Regions from separate parts of the Homo sapiens genome. Here region 1 is linked to region 2. A link is an interaction called in ENCODE POLR2A ChIA-PET data of the cell type or tissue named here. Cell type or tissue: OCI-LY7. All regions are shown on one strand.

Region 1 (4,000 bases), 78 kb after region 2:
CTCTCCTAGAAGTTTTAAGTAGTATGCAAAGAACAGGGACAGATTGTGAATAAATCTCTGTCAGAGTAATTGTCATTTATTTGTTTGTTTGTTTATTTATTTTGGGACAGAGTCTTGCTCTATCACCCAGGCTGGAGTGCAGTGGCAAAATCTCGGCTCACTGCAACCTCTGCCTCCCAGGTTCAAAATCTTCTCGGGCCTCAGCCTCTCAAGAAGCTAGGACTACAGTTGTGTGCCACCACACCTGGCCAATTTTTGTATTTTTAGTAGAGACAGGCTTTCACCATGTCAGCCAGGCTGGTTTCAAACTCCTGACCTCAGGTAATCTGCCCGCCTTAGCCTCCCAAATTGCTGGGATTATAGGCGTGAGCCACCACACCCGGCCTATTGTCCTTTAAAATTGACCTTTTCTCCCTATTTTCTCCCCTACAAGAGTCTATATTGTAGACACAGGAACCTGTGAGTTTCAGGACCACCTTGAAACCAGAGTAATGGGTACAAAATTAACTCCCTACAGCTGGGGCCTGAGAGTTGCAATAGTGGCTACCAAGTAGTACACCCCAGAAAAACAGTGCTCAATTACATAGTACCAGTGACAGAATTCTCTCAATTCTGTAATCAACACATACCACCAGCCTCTCCACTGAGAAATGGGCCCATGGGCCCAGCTCCACTAAACACTGGGAAGAAATAGAGTCCTGCTTTGCTCACCACATTTTCTTTCTCAGGGATGAAGTCAGGTCTATTTGCAGTTAAAAGCCTTGCCATTTAGTCTTTGTATACGATTAGTGTCAGATCATAGGCAAGGCACTCTTAGAACCACAGAAAATTATTTTCACCAATGCAATTGTTTTCCCATAGTTGATACTTCTACACAGTAGGTTAAAAGAAAAGTAGGCTGTGCAGCCTCTCATTTGATGTTTTCTTTCCTCTTTTCCAGGATAGAATGGTGTTGCTGGTTGTGGGGAATCTGGTTAACTGGTCCTTGTAAGTAGTCTTATGAAAACATGTTTTTGCCTTTATTAATGTCAGTAACACTGTGGTTTAGCTTTCCTTGACTGTCATTTTTACAAAGAAATCTGAAATTAAGGAGAAGGTAGGACTGCTTGTTCTAGAGACTCAAAAAAAGGTAGTAGGACATTCTCGTGTAGCAATTGTAGCCTCTCTTAAAACACTGATGCATTGAGTTCATTTGTTCAACAAGACAAACATCAAAACTTGTTAAGTCTATGTGGATACATTGGATAGAAAGATGGGATGGACAGATGGATGGATAGTTGAATGGTTAGATAGATAGATAGATAGATGATAGATAAATAGATAGATAGATAGATAGATAGATAATTATACCACTGATTGCAAACATCCAACATAGCTTTAAACTCTTTCACAGAATTTTCATAAAGACTACCCAGTAGGCCTTCTTTTCTGTAGAAATTTTTCTTTTACTAAATGTGTGTGTGTGTGTGTGTGTGTGTGTGTGTGCAAGTCCCTCTTTTATTTCTTTCCCTCCAGTCTCTTTCTTTCTACCTACATCATTCTTCTTCCTCTTTCCCCATGGCCTTTGTTCCTCAAATGGCTCAAAATAGAACAGTACAACAGATGTGTATTTTTGCTAGCCACCATTATTTTATGCAATCTATCCTCTTATACAGTTGAATGAGTAAAATATTTTATTGATCACTCAAACCATAAGTAAGTTTAACTGCTTTTATTTGTAGCTCCTAGATGATGAGCTCCTCAGGGTCAGTGGCCTGTGATTAAAAAAAAAAAAATGATTCTGTAATCCCAGTGAACAGTAAGGAATGAAGAGGCATGCCTTCAGAGGAGGCCAGAATCAAGTCATGAGAATCTGAGTCCTATCTGGGGGGCATGTGCTTCTGGAAGAAGCTTCCCATGTTGTCACCCCAGGGATTGCCTCAGGATAAGATGTATACCATTTAACGATTCCTCCTTTACTTGGGGGCAGGTCAAGATGAGAGGATTCTTGGGCAGTGGTCTCTTCTTGACCACCCTTCTAGCAGACTCCACAGTCCTGGTGGTCCTGAAAGAGAGGGCAATGGGAGGAGAAAAGGGACCAACCTCTTGATAATGACCAACCTTTGACTATGATTCCAGGGGCTCAGAATCACTTGGCTTGTCTCCGTCTCTCACATAAGCAAAACCACATCCACGATCTGCTCACAAGACAAGGCAAATGGCCTCTCTTCACAGACAGCTCTGTGGAACAAAAGGGCCTCTAGGGATGGAGGTGCAATGACAGACTTACACCGTGATTATCTGATAGTGGGCTACCTCCTTCCCAGTTGCTTCATAAAGACATGGAATGATTTCCCATGAATGATATTTTAAAAAGAATTACTTTCGTATGGTCCTGAGTTATATATAGGCATAGAGATGTATGTACATACATATGCATATAGAGAGAGAGACAGAGAGAAAATGACAAAGCAAATGTAACAAAACGCTAATAACTAGAGAATCTGAAGGAAGGATGTACAAGAGTTGCCTGGTATACTAAAGATTTCAAAATCTGGGAGAAGAAAATTTTCTGCATTATACAGAACAAAGTCACTTGAGGGAGGCCAGGTGCAGTGGCTCACACTTAGAATCACAACACTTTGGGAGGCCGAGGCAGGAGGATTGCTTGAGCCCAGGAGTTTGAGACCAGTCTGGGCAACATGGTGAGACCCTCTCTCAAAAAAAAAGAAAAAAAAAAAGAACGAAGTCAGTTGGAATTCAAAATGAACAAAGAGAGTCCATTAATAGTACTTTACACTTTAAATACTTAGGAATAAATTTTGAGAGATGTACACAATCTTTCTGTAGAAAATGTAATTATCTTATTAGAAGCCATAAGGAAAATTTAGCTAAATGAAGAGAGACGTCAGGTCCTGGATGGAAAGATTAACTACTGCAAAGGTATCCTTTCTCAAGGTAATGTAAACATTTAGAGTTAGAATAGTAATTAAGTTAATAAGGTTTTATTCTAAAATTTATTTGCTAGTTAGGCAAAAATTTCAAAGATCTTTGAAAAAGAGATTAACAGAAGCAAGGAGGAGCAGAGGTGACTAGCCCAGCATTGTCCATTAGAACTCTCTGGAGTGATGTAATTGTTTCACACGTACGGTCCAATACAGTAACTATTAGCACATAGATATTGCAGACTTGAAATGTGGCTAGTGTGACTGAGGAAGTAGATTTTCAATTTTATTTAATTTTAATAGCCATATGTGGCTACCAAATGGAACAGTGCAGGCTAGCCTAATCAGATAATCTAGCATATTATAAAATAATAATAAAATAGTGAGGCACCGATCTAAAATTAGAAATTAGAAATATGAATCAGTGAATCCGAATGGAGGACAGAAACCCAACTAGATAGAGATATTGAGATTTTAAAAAATATATATGTGGATGTGTATTCATCAAAAACTATTTCAGGCCGGGCGCGGTGGCTCACGCCTGTAATCCCAGCACTTTGGGAGGCCGAGGCAGGTGGATCACGAGATCAGGAGTTCAAGACCAGCCTGGCCAAGATGGTGAAACCCCGTCTCTACTAAAAATACAAAAAATTAGCTGGGCGTGGTGGCATGCGTCTGTAATCCCAGCTACTCCAGAGGCTGTGGCAGAGAATTGCTTAAACTTGGAGGGGTGGAGGTTGCAGTGAGCCGAGATGGTGCCACTGCACTCCAGCCTGGGCAACACAGTGAGACTCCATCTCAAAAAAAAAAAAAAAAAAAAAAAAAACTATTTCAAAACAAAGAGATAAGAAAGAATTATGTAATAAAGGACATATTATAACTGAATAGAAATTTGGAACAAAATTAAAGCTGAGTCCAACCAAAATTAACTTTAGCATTAATTTTAAAACCATGGACAGCTAGCAAAAATTTGGTAATGTGTGTCAAGCCAATCATGGAGATGATTTTGCTTCTATTCTAAGGAACTAATCTTAAATGAAAAACATAAGCTCAATGTCTGAAAGTATTTATTTATT
Region 2 (4,000 bases):
ACCCTGTTAGTGCTGTCAACTTGTTAGGCTCATTGTTTCATTTTACTTCTGAATTTTAGATATTGCATCTTAATTTTGTTTGAAAATTAAAAACAAAAATCTGCAAAACATGGGATATTCAAAGCATAGCTTCTGTCCTTGTCTTCTGTACCCCCTTCCCTCTCTTCCTCTACAAGTAACCATTAAAAAATTTATAAGGTATAAAATAAATTGTTTTTTTAAACAAAGTTTTTGTCTTTGTTCTAATGGTTTCCTTTGTACTAATACATTTTATAATGCCCTTAGTCTCCCCTATTTTTGTCTATTGTCTATTCATCCTCAGTGATAAGCAATATTGAAATTAGCTGATACCTTCACCCTCTCTTTCTTCAATAAGATGACTAATTTAGACAAAATCTAAATAACTAGTTAATACCCTTAAAGAAAGTAATGAACTTATTCTATCAGATATTCTCTCCATTCATCCTCCATTTTTGGTAAGTTGTATTTGCATTGTTAGAGTATATAGCCATTACGAGCTATATTGTCTTCCTTCTAACCAACTGTCAGTCTTAGTTCTAATATATATATATATATATATATACACACACATACACACACACACACACACACACATATTTTGAGATGGAGTCTTGCCTGATGACATTTCTCTCTGTCACCCAGGCTGGAGTGCAATGGTATGATCTCTGCTCACTGCAACCTCTGCCTCCCGGGTTCAAGAAATTCCCCTGCTTCAGCCTCATGAGTAGCTGGGATTACAGGCACCTGCCACCACACCCAGCTAGTTTTTGTATTTTTAGTAGAGAAGGGGTCTTACCATGTTGCCCAGGCTGGTCTTGAACTCCTGAGCACAAGTGATCCGCCCACCTCGGTCTTCCAAAGTGCTGAGATTACAGGCGTCAGCCTCCGGGCCCGGCCAGTACATATATATTTAAAGTTCTAGTCCTTATGTTAATGTCATCCAATCATTTCGATTGTCTAAATTTTATTCTCCAGGGAATATTGGGTTGGTGCAAAAGTAATTGCAGTTTTTACAATTAAAAGTAATAGAAAAACCCACAATTACTTTTGCACCAATCTGAGACTTCAGGGAGGACTCACGAGAACCATATTCTCACTTTCATGTTTATAACAGCCTATATGTAGCCTTTGTACTTGAAGGTCTGTTTAGCTGGATATAAAATCCTTGTCTCACATTTTTTTTCTCTGCTTTTTCAATATGTTACTCCTTTGTCTTCTGGCAAAAGTGAAAATAAAATTTTTTTCCTTCCCTTATAAGTAACTTTACTACCTGGATTCCTGAAAGACTTTTTTCTTTAAAATCCAGTAGTTTTACCAGACTTTATCTAGTAGGTCAATTTTTCTTTTTCTTTCTTTTTTTTTTTTTTTTTAGATGGAGTCTTGTTCTGTCACCCAGGTTGGAGTGCAATGGCACGATCTTGACTCACTGCAACCTCTGCCTCCCAGGTTCAAGCAATTCACCTGCCTCAGCCTCCCCAGTAGCTGGGATTACAGGTGCGTGCCACCACGCCCAGCTAATTTTTGTATTTTAGTACAGACGGGTTTTCACCATGTGGGCCAGGCTGTTCTCAAACTCCTGACCTCAGGAGATCCACCTGCCTCAGACTCCCACAGTCTTGGGATTACAGGTGTAAGCCACCACACTTGGCATTAGTAGGTCAGTTTTTCCCAGGTATGTGATGTAACTTTTGAATATGTAGCTTCAGTAATTTTTTATGTCTGAAAATTTTTCTTAGAGTTTTTAGTATTAGTTTGTTCCAATACCTGATTATCTTATTTAGGGATTCTCTTTTTACTTATGTTGGCCCTTCTTTGGGGTTTTCTATAACTATTTTTCCAGAATTACTTTATATCTTTTTAAATATGCTGTCTGAATTTAAAGTTTTTTCCTTTTCATCTTCTATTTTCCTTAAGACATTATCACGATATTTATTATATTCTTAATGTTTTATAGACATGACTTGTTCACCATTTGAAATAATGTTTTCTGCTTCTTACTTTTTTTACTTACAGTGACTTTGTATGGAACATAACTGCAATCCTTATCTATTGCTCAAGTGTTTACATTAGATTAGTATTTCTTACCTTTAGAAGGGAAGGGAAGATCTGGGTAGCTTTCCTAGCATTCTTCTGTTGTGTTTGTGAAGTGATCAAAACATGATTTTCTTTCTGAGATCTGCTTCCATAGCTTCCTTCTTTCATTTTATGGAGATTTTCTCTTCCTTTTGCCCCTATATTCTCCATCCTTCTCAATTTGGATTGCACTCCCATAGTTTTTCCTCAGGCAGGGCTTTTTCTAGGAAGAGACTTTTAATTAGTTTTTGCTTGGTTGTGTGTGTGTGTGTGTGTGTGTGTGTGTGTGTGTGTTTGTTTGTTTGTTTGTTTTTCAGATGGAGTCTCACTCTGTCACCCAGGCTGGAGTGCAGTGGCGCGATCTTGGCTCACTGCAACTCGACCTCCCAGGTTCAAGCGATTCTCCTGCCTCTGCCTCCCAAATAGCTGGAACTACAGGCATGCACCACCATGCCCAGCTAATTTTTGTATTTTTAGGAGAGACAGGGTTTCACCATTTTGGCCAGGTTGGTCTCCAACTCCTGAACTCAGGTGATCCATCTGCCTCAGCCTCCCAAAATGCTGAGATTACAGGTGTGAGCCACCACGCCCAGCCCAATTAGTTAGTTTTGAGAATTCATGAGGCCAACACTGTTCCAGAATGTTCTGTACTTCCTGAAGCATCCTTACACTTACCCAAAAATTGGAGCCTACAAAACCCTCCTCAGTTTTAATTGCCGTTCTCAGATTGGCCCTGCAGTCTTCTCACTGAGCACTTTTTGAAGGATTTTGGGGTTCTCTGATCCTCAGAGCCATCAGAGCTCCATGCCTTTCGTCTGCTTCTACCCACACAATTGCCACTACTATGGAGGTGCTGAAGCTGTTGATAACTTGCTCCCACCCACTCATGTTTCGGGGTTAGTGGGGATACCTCGTCAACTTGGGGGTTTTTTTTAGATGTTTTCCCCAGAATGTTGGTTCTGTATCCCAGTTGCTCTGTTTTCACAGGGGATATTCAGAAAGATTAAAAAATCTATGCTGCTATTGACACTATCTTCACAGAATTCTCTATTTATTGCTTCTTTTTCTGTAACTTTAAATTTTGAAATAACTTCAAACTTACAAGAAAGTAAGAACAGTATAAAGAACACCAATATGCCCTTCTCTCATGTTTCCCAATCATTAACATTTTGTCCAATTTGCTTTATTATTCATTCTCCCTATAAGCAAATTATTTTTTCCTGAAACAATTGAGAGTAAGTTGCAGACATGCTGCTCTTTCTTTTGTCCCTAAGTACTTCAGTGTATATTTCTTTTGAATAAGGGCTTTTTCTTATATAGCCATTGAACAGTTATCCAAATCACAAAATTAACCTGTATAAACTGCTACTATTTTATATAACTTAGTCAAATTTCACCAATTTTCCAATAATGTCTTTTAATGAAAAAAGGTTTTTTGTTTTGTTTTGTTTTGTTTTTTTAATTTTCCCCTTTTGGTCCAGGATCCAATCCAAGAACACACATTGCATTTAATTATCATGAGTCTTTTTGTTTGTTTGTTTGTTTGTTTGTTTGTTTGTTTGTTTAAATGGAGTCTCCCTCTGTCGCCAGGATGGAGTGCAGTGGCATGATCTCGGCTCACTGCAATCTGCATCTCCCAGGTTCAAGCTAGTCCCCTGCCTCAGCCTCCCAAGTAGCTGGGACTACAGGCGCACACAACCACGCCCAGCTAATTTTTTGTATTTTAGTAGAGACTGGGGTTTCACCATATTGGCCAGGATGGTCTCGATCTCCTGACCTTGTGATCCACCCAGCTCGGCCTCCCAAAGTGCTGGGATTACAGGTGTGAGCTACCACGCAAGGACAGTTATCATGAGTCTTTACTTTAATCTTAATCTGGAACATTTCTTTGTTCTTTCTTTGTCTT

Evidence for each region. ChIA-PET counts read pairs that join two places held together with the same protein. Peaks named below come from ENCODE experiments on the same cell type or tissue, not always from the same donor. Only the 100,000 strongest peaks of a DNase experiment are listed, where the experiment ranks them.
Region 1: POLR2A ChIA-PET joins it to region 2 with 15 read pairs; 5 of 35 experiments call an interaction of 5 or more read pairs at or near these places.

What each region holds. Positions count from the first base shown.
Region 1 is chr3:113,618,740-113,622,739 of GRCh38, forward strand. SIDT1 (SID1 transmembrane family member 1) reads left to right here. Exons shown (of 25, transcript NM_017699.3): 21 at 941-987. LOC124909410 (a long non-coding RNA gene) reads right to left here. Exons shown (of 2, transcript XR_007096007.1): 1 at 1,938-4,000. Among named protein-coding and RNA genes, the nearest start is that of MIR4446, 26 kb to the left of the region's middle. In OCI-LY7, no CTCF peak of the experiment used is centred here; no DNase peak of the experiment used is centred here.
Region 2 is chr3:113,540,552-113,544,551 of GRCh38, forward strand. All of the region lies in intron 1 of SIDT1 (SID1 transmembrane family member 1), which reads left to right. Among named protein-coding and RNA genes, the nearest start is that of SIDT1, 10 kb to the left of the region's middle. In OCI-LY7, no CTCF peak of the experiment used is centred here; no DNase peak of the experiment used is centred here.